Linked DNA regions of Homo sapiens: region 1 is linked to region 2. A link is a loop called in an ENCODE intact Hi-C map of the cell type or tissue named here. Cell type or tissue: PC-9. All regions are shown on one strand.

Region 1 (8,000 bases), 110 kb before region 2:
CTTGTCTTCTGCTAGATTTTGAAATTGTTTGCTCTTGCTTCTCTAGTTTTTTTAATTAGATCTTTCCTGCTTTCTCCTGTGGGCATTTAGTGCTATAAATTTCCTTCTAAACACTGCTTTAAATGTGTCCCAGAAATTCTGGTACGTTGTGTCTTTGTTCTCATTGGTTTCAAAGAACTTATTTATCTCTGCCTTAATTTTGTTATTTACCCAGTAGTCATTCAGGAGCAGGTTATTCAGTTTCCATGTAGTTGTGTGGTTTTGAGTGAGTTTCTTAATCTTGAGTTCTAATTTGATTGCACTGTGGTCTGAGAGACTGTTTGTTATTATTTACATTCTTTTGCATTGCTGAGGAGTGTTTTATTTCCATTTATGTGGTCAATTTTAGAATAAGTGCAATGTTGTACTGAGAAGAATATATATTCTGTTGATCTGGGGTGGAGAGTTCCATAGATGTCTATCAGGTCCGCTTGATCCAGAACTGAGTTCAAGTCCTGAATATCCTTGTTAATTTTCTGTCTCGTTGCTCTATTATTGACAGTGGGGTGTTAAAGTCTCCCACTATTATTGTGTGGGAGTCTAAGTCTCTTTGTAGGTCTCTAAGAACTTGCTTTATAAATCTGGGTGCTCCTGTATTGGGTACATATATATTTAGGATAGTTAGCTCTTCTTGTTGAATTCATCCCTTTACCATTATGTAATGCCCTTCTTTGTCTTTTTGATCTTTGTTGATTTAACGTCTGTCTTATCGGAGACTAGGATTGAAACTCCTGTTTTTTTTTCTTTTGCTTTCCATTTGCTTGGTAAATATTTCTCCATCCCTTTATTTTGATCCTATGTGTGTCTTTGCACTTGAGATGGGTCTCCTGAATACAGCACACCAATGGGTCTTGACTCTTTATCCAATTTGCCAGTCTGTGTCTTTTAATTGGGGCATTTAGCCCATTCACATTTAAGGGTAATATTGTTATGTGTGAATTTGATCCTGTCATTATGATGCTACCTGGTTATTTTGCCCATTAGTTGATGCAGTTTCTTCATAGTGTTGATGATCTTTACAATTTGGTATGTTTTTGCAGTGGCTGGTATGGGTTTTTCCTTTGCATATTTAGTGCTTCCTTCAAGAGGAGCTCTTGTAAGGCAGGCCTGATGGTGACAACATCTTTCAGCATTTGCCTGTCTGTAAAGGATTTCATTTCTCCTTCACTTATGAAGCTTAGTTTGGCTGGATATGAAATTCTGGCTTGAAAAATTCTTTTATATAAGAATGTTGAATATTGGCCCCCACTCTCTTCTAGCTTGTTAGGTTTCTGCAGAGAGATCCACTGTTAGTCTGATGAGCTTCCTTTTGTGGTAACCCGACCTTTCTCTGGCTGCCCTTAATATTTTTTCCTTCATTTCAAACTTGGCAAATCTGACTATTATGTGTCTTTGGGTTGCCCTTCTCAAGGAATATCCTTGTGGTGTTCTCTGTATTTCCTGAATTTGGATGTTGGCCTGTCTTCCTAGGTTGGGGAAGTTCTCCTGGATAATATCCTGAAGAGTGCTTTCCAACTTGGTTCCATTCTCCTTGTCACTTTCAGGTACACCAATCAAACATAGGTTTGGTCTTTTCACAAAGTCCCATATTTCTTGGAGGCTTTCTTCATTCCTTTTTATTCTTTTTTCTCTATTCTTGTCTTCACACTTTATTTCATTAAGTTGAACTTCAATCTCTGATATCCTTTCACCCACTTCACTGATTCAGCTATTGATACTTTGTATGCTTCACGAAGTTCTTGTGCTGTGTTTTTCAGCTCCTTCAGGTCATTTATGTTTTCTCTAAACTGGTTATTCTAGTTAGCAATTCCTCTAACCTTTTTTCAAGGTTCTTAGCTTCTTTGCATTGGGTTAGAACATGCTCCTTTAGCTCGGAGGAATTTGTTATTACCCACCTTCTGAAGCCTACTTCTGTCAATTCATCAGACTCATTCTCCATCCAGTTTTGTCCCCTTGCTGGTGAGGAGTTGTGATCCTTTGGAGGAGAAGAGGCGTTCTGCTTTTTGGAATTTTCACCCTTTTTGTGCTGGTTTTTCCTCATCTTCGTGGTTTTATCTACCTTTGGTTTTTCATGTTAGTGACCTTCAGATGGGGTTTCCGTGTGGACGTCCTTTTTCTTTATGTTTATGCTATTCCTTTCTATTTGTTAATTTTCCTTCTAACAGGCCCCTCTGATACAGGTCTGCTGGAGTTTGCTGGAGGTCCACTCCAGACCCTGTTTGCCTGGGTATCACTAGCAGAGGCTGCCAAACAGCAAAGATTGCTGCCTGTTCCTTCCTCTGGAAGCTTCGTCCCCCAGAGGGGCACCCACAAGATGCCAGCTGGAGCTCTCCTGTATGAGATGTCTGTCGACCCCTGCTGGGAGATGTCTCCCAGTCAGGAGGCATGGGGGTCAGGGACCCACTTGAGGAGGCAGTCTGTCCCTTAGCAGAGCTCAAGGGCTGTGCTGAGAGATCCTCTGCTTTCTTTAGAGCCAATGGGCAGGAATGTTTAAGTCTGCTGAAGCTGTGCCCACAGCCGCCCCTTTCCCCAGGTGTTCTGTCCCAGGGAGATGGGAGTTTTATCTATAAGCCCCTGACTGGGGCTGCTGCCTTTCTTTCAGAGATGCCCTGCCCAGAGAGGAGGAATCTAGAGAGGCAGTGTGGCTACAGAGGCTTTGTGGAGCTGCGGTGGGCTCCGCCCAGTTCGAACTTCCTGGCAGCTTTGTTTACACTCAGTTGGAAATGCAGAAATCACAGGCCTTCTGTGTTGATTTCACTGGGAACTGCAGACCAGAGCTGTTCCTATTCAGCCATACAGAGTCTCCCTCTTGGCAGCTCTTCAGAATAGAAGCCATGTCTCAGGCAGCAATGTGGCCAGATAGAAAGTTGGTGTTTCCTGTGCAAAAGAGTTAATCTTTGCAAGTGTGGTTCTGAGAAGTTGGTGGGAGACCCTATCTCTGCCAGTCATGGCAAAATACAGTCTGGGCAGGTTTCCAAGTTCAGCTGACATTCCTAAGCCAATGAGAAGTGTCCAAGATGGTTTCCAGCTTTCTCTCCAAGGGTAAGAGTTGAATGTGTTGACTGACCTTTACCAGCACGAACACATTTGCCATTTGACTCTGAGGAATAAATGGGTGACCTGACTGTGGGCACAGAGCTGAAGGCTGATTCTCCAGAAAACTCACCATCAGTTTGCTCAGCAACGCTGCTGACTCGGAACACATTTTGTTTTTTCTTTTTGAAACTGCACCATGCATTCTTGAAAGCATGACTCAACCTTACCAGCAGTCTCAGTGAGCTTGAAATGGCCTCAACTAGAGGATTTATAGCCTTTGCAAACACAGGGCACATTTCTTTGTTTCCTTTCAGAAACTGAGAAGTGATTCATTTTCAGTAAACAAAGAGAGGATTACCAACACATTTACTAGTCTGAAATTCAGCTTCCATTGAATGCAATTCCTTTAGTTCCTAGTAAAGGCATTGTGCATTTCAAACAGCTATCTTTCTTCTTTAATCCACTTTCTTTCTTCCTAGTGTGGAAAAGATATATAATTTAGCCCTCACTCAAATACAAATAAGATGAGTTTCAAAGGCCATTCAGGCCCTAATGTGTGTCCTTTGCAAGAACAAGAAACTGTGATTCTGAAGAATTTAAATACAGATACTGTTGGCAGCCAGAGATGTTTTCTGCTGTTGGAATGCAAAAGAAAATATTACTTTATAGCTGCACTGTGCCACTCCTGACATTGATGGGTCTTGTATTCACCAGAGGAGGGAAAATTAAAATATCTTACCTGTCTACACAGTATCCTTGGTGGTTACACAACAATAAAATATTCAGCAGTCTGATACCTTTACTGTTAAAACTGAAATACCAAATTGAAACTGGTTGAGAATGTGTGCAGTCTATTGTGTTCCTACTTTCTTTAGATTAGCTTTCTATCACAATAACTGCATTCAGTAGGGCTCATATTGTCTCAATTATAAAGTCAACTCCAGACATTAGCACTAGATTGCTTCAGCGAATCTCAAATATTTTTAACTGTTGACAAAAGTTTCAGTTTCATTATGCCAAGTTCCAGAGTAAAACTATGGTAATGTAATCACTTCTCAGACTTTCATTATTTGCATGTTCCCAGAAAATCATTATAACTTTCTAGAATTATCCTGAATGGTTCAAAGTAAGCAGTTTTCAAGTCAGTAGGAATTGCAGAGGCAGCTGATAGTCACTTATCCATTTGTTTATTAGAAATATGTCACAGCCAATTTTTGACATGAATCTTCTCATTTTCAGAAGAATGTTAGAAATAGCTCAGCTAATGTACCATAAAAGTTCAAATTTTGATAATGAAACTAAAAGCCATATTAACAAATGAACCCACTGCTTTATGCACCAGAAAGTGAGAATTTTATGTTCCCATTTTTTCCCTTGTATGGTATCCACAAATTTTCTTGACAGAAACTCAGCATCAATTCAGAAAAATTCTTTTTGACTGAATATTTTTAGTCATATGTTCCCTATTTAAGGTGTAGGACAGGAAAAAGGATTTTCTCTTTACTTTCATAGTTTTTAGTTGAATGGGCCCTTATAACAAAAGACAGATTGATAAGAAAAGAACACACAATTTTATTAACATGTAACCTCATGTATACATGGGAGCTATCTAGAGAAATCACTAAATCTCAAAGAGATGGTTTAGACTTGGGTTTACAGACAATCTACCACTGAAAGAAAGAAAGAATGGTATGGGAAAAGCATAGTAAATAAGAGAAAAGTTTGTTATGCAGATTTAAGTGGGTGCCTTCTCCATTGATAAGAGTCTTAAATGATTTATAATCATACATCTCTTCTTGGCTAGGGGTTGGGGGGCAGGGAGAGAGAGAGAGAGAGAGAGAGAGAGACAGACAGACAGAGAGATAGCTTTACAAATTGAGATTTTTTGTATAGATGTTAATTTCCCTCGCAAAAAGGGTAGCTTTAACTCTGTTTTCAGAGTTTCTCATGTGTCTGCCATTTCTCAAAATAATTAGTTCAAAATAACCCTTATGCCAAAAAGGCATATTTTAGGGTGGCATATTCTGTTCTCCTACAAAGGCTATTGTTGGGGCTCAGAAACAATACCCCCAAATATGGCATTTTTGACATGCTGCACTGAAGAAACCTTCAAGGTCTCTATGACCTCTCCTAGACATTGAAGTTCCTTTATCTGCCTAAGATCCAGACCTCCAAGGAGAACAATTTTTCTTGTTCCCCTCTGTGGCCATTACAGAAAAGATGACCAAGAATGAAACTACACCTGAACAAACCCCTTTTTTCAATAAGATAATGACTGTCTCCAAGGATCATTTAAATTTCAAACAGAAATATTTGCAAGTTAATTTCTGTTTCCCTGGATCCAGTCCTTCTCCCTAGTAATCATTTATTGCTGGTTAGTAGAATTCCTCTTCTCCCTTTCCTGTAACCTGTTCTGTCCATCCAACCCCCCATTCTTTCTGCAAGTTTCTGTACCTCATTGCGAGGTTGGGTCTTCATTCTGAAGGCTCCCATGCATACACATTAAATAAATTTGTGTGTCTTTTCTCCAACTAATCAATCTGCCTTATGTCAGTGATTTTTTCATCAAACCACTGGGTGGACAACGACCTTGGGCCCAACACTGTCTATTGGAGTTCAGGAATATCATCCGAAGAGGAAGGAGCATTTCACTTTATAATTTTTGGATTTTTAAACTGCTAGCTTCATTAGACTGAGTGTGGGGAGTAAAATCCTCTATTTTAAAATCCACATATTTCCATTTACTGACATAAGGTTTGATTGCATTGAATAATGAGATAGCTCTGTAGCCATGTAATAAAAATAGTGGGAGTAGCCACACAAGAATCTACTATCTGTAAGTGATCTGTTTTAGCCACAGGTTCATAAATGCCATTAAATAGCAAGAAGAACTTTATTTGCCAAAATACTAACAATATCAGAGTTTTTTTAATGGAAAGAATCTAAAAACACTTTCTAGAACATCTAATATTTCAAATATCTCAGACATTATTCTGATGTAAATTTGTGCTCCTGAATAAATTACCTATACCAGAGATTTCTATCATGTGGAAAGCTTTTTAAAAATGCAAGCTCCTGAAACTGACTTTGCAAAAATTATAACTGAGGATATTATGACAGTGAAAGAAGTCAGACCTAACCAACTCCATCTTGCTTTAAGCTGTCCTTGTTCATTCCTGGGTGTCCACCAAATTAACCTTGGGAAGGAAGTTAGTTTATAGTTTGACTCTGAAACAAAAGTGTTAATAGTCCTTTTCCAAAAAGACCCCCGTTTTGCCTGCGGACCAGTCTGCCTTTGTAAGACTAACAAATTAGCTACAAGATTGGAAACTACGGTTTAGGGGCCAGGCAGCAAGGGTCTGAACCTCCCCAGATTGCTCCTGGGGATAACATCACTATTGTAAAACCTAAGATCAGTGCTTGAGATATTTTGCAGACCCTGTGCTCAGTGGATCAGCTGACACCACCCAAACTGATAATCTGGCTCAACCAATTCTGTGATCCCACCCAGGAACAGAAGACAGCAAGAAAAACTCACTTCAACCCCACTATAATTCCATTTGCCACCTAACCAATCAGCACTCCCCACTTCCGGAGCCCCTACCTGCCAAATTATCCTTAAAAACTCTGATCCTCAATGCTTGGGGAGACTGACTGCAGTAATGATAAAACTCTGATCTCCCATACACAGCTGGCTTTGCATGAATTACTCTTTCTCCATTGCAATTCCCCTGTCTTGGTAAATTGGCTCTGCCTGGGCAGCGGGCAAGGTGAACCCACTGGGCAGTTACATTCCTAAGCCTTACACCAGATCCACAAAATCAGAATCTCCAAGGGTAGAGCCCGTGAATCACTTTTTTAAAATTCTCTATCATTCTGATCATTGCTAATCATTGGTCATAGATGGGATTTAAAATCTTAGTTTAATTTGTTATACAGATTTGATCTTAAATATTTAGATTCTGTTTATACCCTTAATTACATCTAGAATAATCCTAAAATGTACATTTTGTATTTTTTAAATAAATCATTAACAAAATTTAAATTTTGCACTTGAAAACTTTTCACAGGTTTTATTCTACTTATGATAGAATGTGTAGGTTTTAAAAATTATCATATGATATGATTAATAACACAATTCAAAGGTTTATATATGTCAGTGGTTTTATCACAACTCAAAAATTTCTAGTAATTACTGCTTTGAGCCCCATTTAGCCTAAGAGTGCTAATTTGGCCCTGTGTGTTATTGAGCTTTATTAATTAACTCATCACCATGCATTTTATAAGTTCACAATTTATTTAGTGTGGTAGGAAAACAGATAAGCAGCAGCAAACAAACTTATTAATGCCGGTATATGTTGTTTTATTTGTTGTTTGCTTTCATTTTTTTATGTGATTTTAGCTTGCACCACCATGAACCAGGAAACCTGGCCATACATTGTACACTAACTCGTGTTGATTCAGCACAATGAATGAACATCTCCTTTAAGTGGAATATAAATGACCATTTTAGATGGTGGCAATGACTGCTAATTGTCCTACCTGTCAGTCCCGGCCTCCAGCCTGTCCCCAAGATTATATGGGACAGAAATATCTGTCTTATTTAAGCCACTGCTATCTTGTCTCTGTTACAACCAACACCTAACTAATACACAGCGAATGGTACTCATTGTGTCCATTTTTAGGACGCTCTACATCCTTTTCTGTCATTTTGACATTGATAGCATTTGGGATGATGTCAATTCTGCACACACAACGTACAAAACATCTACTAAATAAGGCAATAGAGCTTATGCTGCTATAATATTTATGTTAATGAAGGTACTGTACACCTACAGCAGAGATGAAGCTAAACCGCAAGCTCATAATACATAAATGAATCTTAGATTTGGGGATTTAGACATTGAAAGAATTGCAGTCCTTCC
Region 2 (8,000 bases):
TAGTAAGGCAGTAGAGCATAAGATTAGGGAACAGGCTCTGAAGCCAGGCTGCCTGGGTGTTCATATCTTAGCTCTACCTGTTACTGGCTCTGTGGCCTTGAGTAAGTTGCTTAACCTCTCTGAGCCTCAGTTTCCTCACTGATATAATGGAGATTAAATACCTGCCTCACTAGGGTATTTTAAGAATTATGAAATTAATATAAGTCTTTTAGGATAGCATCAGGCACACTAGTCTCAGGGACACAAAGTTGAGTGAGTAATCCTGCTCTCAGGGAAATCACTATCTAATAAGGAAAGCAGTTCATGAGTCAATTACTCACAGCCTAAGTACCGCTGGAAAGGGTAGCACAGACAGAACAAGATGTTTCAATTAGACTGACACTCTGGGTAGGCTTCCTACAGGAGTCAATCCTATAGGGTCAACTGAACCAACCACGCTCTGACGAAAAATGTGGTTCGCTGGAGCCAGAGGCAACAACACTGAGAAGGCCTGGAGGCAGACGTCTGGAAATGGCCAGAGGGATGACCAAAGACTGAGTGCAGCTGCAGGGGGAGCTGAGGCCAGAGGGCCCAACAGGGGACAGATGTTGACAGGCCAGACATGCGCACTTGATGTGAACTTTAACAAAAAAGTCTGAGCTTCCATTTAATAATTGGGATTTTTAAAAGATCTCTGTGGCCTTAGGGTAGAAATTGAAGAGTGTCAGGAAACTCCCAATTTCAAGATCTGTGGAGATGAATTGGAAGCAGCCACCCTATCCACTTTCTCCTCACTGTCTGTTGTCATTGTACCCAGGAAGTGTTTGTCAAGTATTTGCTCTATGCCCTCTCTTTAAGCCAATACCCTGAATACCCTTAATGAAGTTGAGTCAAAAGAATAACTTTCAAATTAGACATGGACTCTAGATTCTATTATGTATGCTCTATTAAAAGAGAACTTCAGACCATCTATATTTGAACAGCTCTACTAGAAAATTAGTAATGTGGCAGCCTCCATTGTTCTATGAAATTTCCATTCATTCATGAGGGGAATCTGCCCAAAGATACAGATGAAGATCATAACTCTATTTTTAACTTCCTATTCTTCCCAAGTGAAAACAGGTTAATTATATTTCAGAAGTAACCTTTTCCTGCCTTTAGATTGGTAACGGTGTCAAATAATTTCATAATGGATAATAAAACTCCCATTAGTGTTATAAATTATATTAGTATGAATCCTTTCCAAAGACTTAAAATGTTTTAGCTGATATTTTAACTGTCTTAAAATGATGTTATAATGTACATTAAAAAAACTTCTCTCATGGTTCAATCTTAGCTCTCCAAAAATCACTGATCTTAATGACTGTGCTGTTTTAGTTCAAATTCTCCTCTTTCTTATATAAAGCATTCAGTAATTCTAAATCTAATACTCTTATTATTTCTGTTCCTGTATGTTCTTAAACATATTCTTACATTAGGGAAACATGACCTAATTGTCCAAGAGGCTCCCTGTGACTCAGAACACTCCAAGAATGCCTTCTAGGATGGTGAATGTTAAGTGGAGAAAAGAATTGTTTTCAGGCCAAGTGATGGTATTTAAATGTCCTTTCCTGTGTGGTTGTTTCTGGATTCCCATTACAACTGCTACGCATCACTTAAAAACTTTCCTTCCTCAACAAAATGCTGGCCTACCCAAACTTTGTCCCTTACAGATTCCATGCCTCCTATGAATGTCACAAATGCATTGATGGTGTAAACCAAAAATAAAATTCAAAGGCCCTCCACAACCGTCTGAATGGACTCCCTCCTCAGTCATGGTACCATAAAATTTAATCCAAAAGACTGGTCAGGCCATGTCAGGATGTAGGAGTTGGACATGCGTTATCATACCCCTCCACCACTAACATCAACACAAATCTTAAGTCTGATAAGAAATATTTACAGTCTTCTCTCTACTTAGAGGCTTCATCCACATGATAAAACCCAGACATTCCTTTCAACTGATAATAACTCTTTTAACCAATTGAAATTGAAATTGAAAGCAGAGTATGTTTAAATCTACCTGTGACCCGGATGCCCTGCCCCTACTCTTTGAGTTGTCCCACTCTTCCAAATCAAACCAGTGTAAATCATACACATAATGATTGATGTATTATGTCTCTTTAAAATGTATAAAAGCAAGCTGTACCCCAACCTCCTTGGGCACATATCAACAGGACGTCCTGAGGCTGTGTCATTGGTGTGCCCCTAACCGTGGCAAAATAAACTTTCTAAATTGACTGATACCTGTTTTAGATATTTGGGGTTCACAATGGCCATCAGTTATTTGAATGACTCTGAAATATCTATTCGGCATTCAAATGAGTAGCCTTAAACTATGACTACATAAATGCAAAATATTTATTGAAAATTTAAAAATTCAGTCAGCCCCTTTGACACTTAATCCTCCCAAGACAAGTAACAAATTTATTATACTTGTTACTAAGGGCAGAGAATTAATATGCTGTAGATTGAGTAGGATTTTTTTGCTTCACCAAACCTTAGTTGGGTTTCTCAATCTTCTCGTAGGCCCATCTATGAACTTCCTCATAAAATCCAGTTTTAGCAAGAACTCCTCACCCTCAGTATCTGACACCCTCCATGTCTGATCAAGGTTCCTTATCCTCCACTATCCCCCAGGTGGTTTCTGGTCAACCTGGCCTGTCTTTAGCCAAAATCCTATTAGGTGAGGTTAGCCAGAATCTCCCCTACTCCTGGTGTTACCTCTTAGAAATTTACCATCCAACTGGCCGGGCACAGTGGCTCATGCCTGTAATCCCAGCATTTTGGGAGGCCGAGGCAGGTGGATCACGAGGTCAGGAGATCAAGACCATCCTGACCAACATGGTGAAACCCCGTCTCTACTAAAAATACAAAAATTAGCTGGGCATGGTGGCGCACACCTGTAGTCTCAGCTACTTGGGAGGCTGAGGCAGGAGAATTGCTTGAACCCAGGAGGCAGACGCTGCAGTGAGCTGAGATCCCACCACTGTATTCCAGCCTAGGTGACAGAGTGAGACTCCATCTCAAAAAAAAAAAAAAAAAGAAAGAAAGAAAGAAATTTACCATCCAACAACTCCCCACTCTGCTTCTTGGCTATAAATTCCCACTTGCCCATCCTGTATTCAGAGTTAAGCCCAGTCTCTCTCCCTGTCTGTAAAATCCCATTGCTATGGTCCCTATACCAATCATGATGGTCCTGATTAAAGTCTGCCTTACCCATGCTTTAATAAGTATCATCAAATAATTTTTTCTTTAGCAAGAAAAAAAATTTGGTCTACAGTAGGTTGCATTGGTTTTTTTCTTGCTGCATAACAAATTACTGTGCTTAACTATTACTTTCTTCCATAGAATGTTTTCCACTTTTTCATGCAAAAGGGGATAGAGTTAGAATAATCTTACTGAAATTTTATTCATTGTTTTGGGATTTTACTACTGGAAAGTCATTAACATGGCACCTGAAATAAAATTATTTTAAAAGAAAAAATTATTCCAATTAGAACTCTCCCTCCTGTTTTGAGACACACTGCTGGGGCTTTAAAAAAATTGTAATCTCGTGACTTTGGCATTTTTCGGAAGAGCAAACAGGATTTTCAGGGTAGAAGAGCACCTACCATGCTTCTCACTTAACTTACTTAAGTCAGACTGGTAGCAATTAGCTCAAGAATTCATTGTGTTTCTATTGAGTGTGTCTTGCAGTTTCACCTCATTAGCATGCCTGCATTTTCTGCATAAATCTATCAAGGATGTTCTCCAAGGGGTTAAGCCTAGATGTGGAAGCAGTGCAGCCCTTTATCAAGAAATCCCTGACAAGATTCTCTTGGTTCAATTCAACTATTGTCCACCGTAGGAAAAAAAAAGATGAATTTGTTCTTCACAATGTAATTTTCCGGCATAAAAAACTTGCAGACTTCCTAGGAATATTTGGCACATTGACAACAGTGTGTCTGACAATTTCTGCTCTGGGATGTGCCGTGACTGGAATCCTCAATAATTTTTCAGATGAGAACTGAAAGCCACAAATAGAGCATAGTGTTTATCCTCACAATGTCTGGCTTTGCCAAACATGATTCAGAGCAAGAAATAGCTAGAGGTCTTATATTACTGCTTTCAACATAGGTTCAAAAAATAATAATAATCCTTAAGAACATATTCACTGGATTGCAAAAAAGACAATGACTCAGCATTCTTTAACTTTCATGACCTCTCCTTATGACTCAACATTACCACTGGCCAGATGACCTGGTTAAAGAAATATTCACAATTATCTGGGACATCTACACAAAGTAAACATGAGGCAATTTTCACAATGACTAAATAAAACCAAAGCAGAACCCTAAGAACATTTTCTTCTATTAAAAACTAAAAACCTGAAATAATTTTTTGCTTTAATAATGTAGATGTTACAAAAAATTGGGAGTAGAAACAATTATTATTTATTTTTTGATAATTATCTCAAATGTCTCCTTTACACCGCATGTATAACTAAATGTAACAAAAAAACTGAGCCAGGATTTAGAAAGTTGAAGATGCATTCTTCTTCACTCATTATTATACAAGCCTGCAAGGTTCTCTGCTGGGCATTCTAGTAACTACAATGATGAGTCATACAGGGGTCCTAGCCTCACATGTTTATGTAATGTGATTTATGAAATATGTGCTCAATTCTAATATATACTAAATTAAATAATAAGTGAACCCTAAATGTAACTCCACTGAAACATGTAGATCCATATTTGCATCCGCACCACCGGTGTCCAAAAGAATGGCTGGGCAGGGTTAAATGCGCATTTTGCTCTTTTCATTTATTCCTTATTTCATTTATTTCTTTTGAATGTGTATATTATTAGACATCAATTGCGCGTGAAATTCTCAGCTCAGAATAAATGTTGGCAAGCAAAATTTACCAAAGTGTTTACTTCTTATTTATTTCCATCCTCTATTTTAATCTACCATTAAAAATAATAGTCGAATATTGCTTTCAGTTAGCACATAATAACCAACACAGTCTTTAAAAGTAGATAGAGGCCAAAGTCAGAATTCTTCATTCAACTGTCAGATAATTCTGAGACGGGTTGGTTCCTTAACCTCTTGAGGCTGTTTGTGTGGGGTGGTGAGGTAGTGAGGCATGACGGAGAGGCAGGAGCAGGCTTGTGAAGAGGCATCAGACTGGGTGATGACAGAGATGAATCCCATTGTGCACCCTTGGGCACATTACTTCCCCTCTCTTGGACTCAGTGTTCTTTCATCTGTAAAAAGGGTGTAAATGCTACTGCAGAGGTAAATACTAAACGGGATAAAGTATCCATGTCTTGGCTGTTGTGAACAATGCTGCCCCAGAAGTGCAAATATCTTTACAAGGTACTGATTTCACTTCCTTTGGGTATATACCCAGAAGTAGAATTGCTGGATCATATAGTAATTCTATGTTTACTTTTTAATGCCTCCATAGTGTGCTCCATAATGGCCATACCAATTTACATTCCATCAACAGTGTACTAGGGTTCCCTTTTCTCCATGCCTTTGCTAACACTTGTTATCTCGTGTCATTTGGTAACAGTCATCCTAACATGTGTGAGGTGATATCCAGTTTGCATCTCCCAGATGATTAAGGATGTTGGTCATCTTTTCATATACCTTTTGGCCATTTGTATGTCTTCTCTAAAGAAATGCCTATTCAGGTCCTTTGCTTAATTTTTAATTGGATTGTCTTTATGTTACTGAGCTGTGTGAGTTACTTGTATATTTTGGTATTAACCACTTATCAGATATATGGTTCACAAATATTTTCTCCCTGTCCATAGGGTGCCTTTTCATATTATTGATTGTTGCTTTTGCTGGACAGAAGCTTTTTAGTTTGATGTAGTCCCATTTGTTTATTTTTGCATTTGTTGCCTGTGCTTCTGGTATTATATTTTAAAAATCATTGCCAAAACTAATATCACAGAACTTTTTCCTGTGTTTTCTTCTAGGAGTTCTACAGTCCAGGTCTTATGTAGGCCAAGATATGTGAACAACTTAAATGCCCACCAATGGATAACTAGATAAAGAAACTGTGGTGTGTATACATGTATATATTAAAATACTATTCAGCTTTCCAAGGATTAAAAAAAATACACTTTAGGTACAATGTACACTACTCGGGTGATGGGTGCACTAAAATCTCAGAATTCACCACTATACAATTCATCCATGTAACCAAAATCCACTTATACCCCAAAAGCTATTGAAATTAAAAAATAAATAAATATTTAAAACGAATATTATTCAGGTTTTAAAAAGGAGATCCTGCTATTTGTAATAACATAGATGAAATTGGAGGACAGGTTAAGTTAATAAAAATAAGCCAGACACAGAAAGAAAAATACTGCACGATCTCTTTTATATGTGGATTTTTTTTTAAGTCAAATACACAAAAATGGAGTAGAACAGTGCTTACTAGAGGTGGCAGGGAAGAAAAGAACAGATAGGAAAAGGTGGGTGAAAGATTACAAAGTTGTAGTTATGTAGAATGAATAAATCTAGGGCTCTAAACTACAGGCATACCTTGAAGACACTGCAGGTTTGATTTCAGATCATTGCAATAAAGCAAATGTGGCAATAAAGCAAGTCACATGAATTTTTTGGTTTCCTAGTGCATATAAAATCATTTACACTATACTTTAGCCTATTAAGTGTGCAATGGCATTATGTCTACACAAACCAATGTCCACACCTTAATTTTAAAATACTGTATTGCTAAAAAATGCTAATGATCATCTGAGTCTTTCAGCAAGTTGTAATCTTTTTGCTGATGGAGAGTTTTGCCTCAGTGTTAATGGCTGCTGACCAATGAGGGTGGGGATTGCTGAAGGTTCAGGTGGCTGGGGCAATTTTTTAAAACAAGACAATGAAGTTTGCCAAATGGATTGACTCTCCCTGTCATGAAAGTTTTCTCTGTAGCATTCAATGCTATTTGATAGCATTTTACCCACAGTAGAACTTCTTTCAGAATTAGAGTCAACCCTTTCAAACCACTGCTTTATCAACTAACTTTATGTAATACTCTAAATCCTTTATGGTCATTTGAACAATGTTCACAGCATCTTCACCAGAAGCAGATTGCACCTCAAGAAATCTTTGTTCATCCATAAGAAGTGACTCCTCAATTGTTCGTTTTATCATGAGATTGCAGCAATTCAGTCATATGCTTGGGCTCTGTTTAATTCTAGCTCTGTATTTCCGCATCTGCAGTACTTCCTCCACTGTAGTCCTGAACCCATCAAATTAATCCATGAGAGTTAAAAATCAGCTTCTTCCAAACTCCTGTTAAAGTTGATATTTGGACCTCCTCTCGTGAATCACGAAGTATGTTCTTACTGACATTTAAAATGCTGAATCCTTTCCAGAAGATTTTTAATTACTCCACCCAGATTTATTAGAGGAATCACTGTTTATGGCAGCTATAGTCTTATAAAATGTATCCCTTAAATAATAAGACTTGAAAGTCAGAATTACTTCTTAGTTCATGAGCTACAGAATGGATGTTGTGTTAGCAGGCATGAAAACATTAATTTCCTTGTATATCTCAATCAGAGCTGTTGGGCAACTTAGGTGCATTGTCAATGAGCAGTAACATTTTGAAAGGAATCTTTTTTCTGAACAGTAGGTCTCAACAATGGGCCTAAAATGTTCATTAAACCATGCTGTCAAGAGATGGGCTATCATTCAGGCTTTGTTGTTCCATTCAGAAAGCTCAGGGAGAGTATATTTGATATACTTCCTAAGAGCCCTAGAATTTTCAGAATGATAAATGAACATAGGCTTCAACTTAAAGTCACCAGCTGCATTAGTCCCTAACAAGAGAGTCAGCCTGTCCTTTGTCACTTTGAAGTCAGGCATTGCCTTCTCCTCTCTAGTGATGAAAGTCCTAGATGGCATCTTCTTTCAATAAAAGGGTGTTTCATCTTCATCGAAAATCTGCTGTCTAATGTAGCCACTTT

Evidence for each region. A loop is a pair of places that touch in the nucleus more often than their neighbours do. Peaks named below come from ENCODE experiments on the same cell type or tissue, not always from the same donor. Only the 100,000 strongest peaks of a DNase experiment are listed, where the experiment ranks them.
Region 1: a loop joins it to region 2, with 5 times the contacts of the local background. A loop is called at or near these places in 2 of 110 quality-filtered maps.

What each region holds. Positions count from the first base shown.
Region 1 is chr12:58,420,982-58,428,981 of GRCh38, reverse strand. No RefSeq gene overlaps it. Among named protein-coding and RNA genes, the nearest start is that of LINC02403, 340 kb to the right of the region's middle. RefSeq lists enhancers at 2,569-2,688, 2,869-2,948, 2,953-3,900. In PC-9, no CTCF peak of the experiment used is centred here; DNase peaks (open chromatin) are centred at 2,741 and 3,341; H3K4me3 peaks cover 2,600 bases; H3K27ac peaks cover 3,053 bases.
Region 2 is chr12:58,307,178-58,315,177 of GRCh38, reverse strand. No RefSeq gene overlaps it. Among named protein-coding and RNA genes, the nearest start is that of LINC02403, 220 kb to the right of the region's middle. In PC-9, CTCF peaks have their summits at 4,405 and 4,604; DNase peaks (open chromatin) are centred at 4,207 and 4,587; H3K4me3 peaks cover 529 bases; H3K27ac peaks cover 2,951 bases.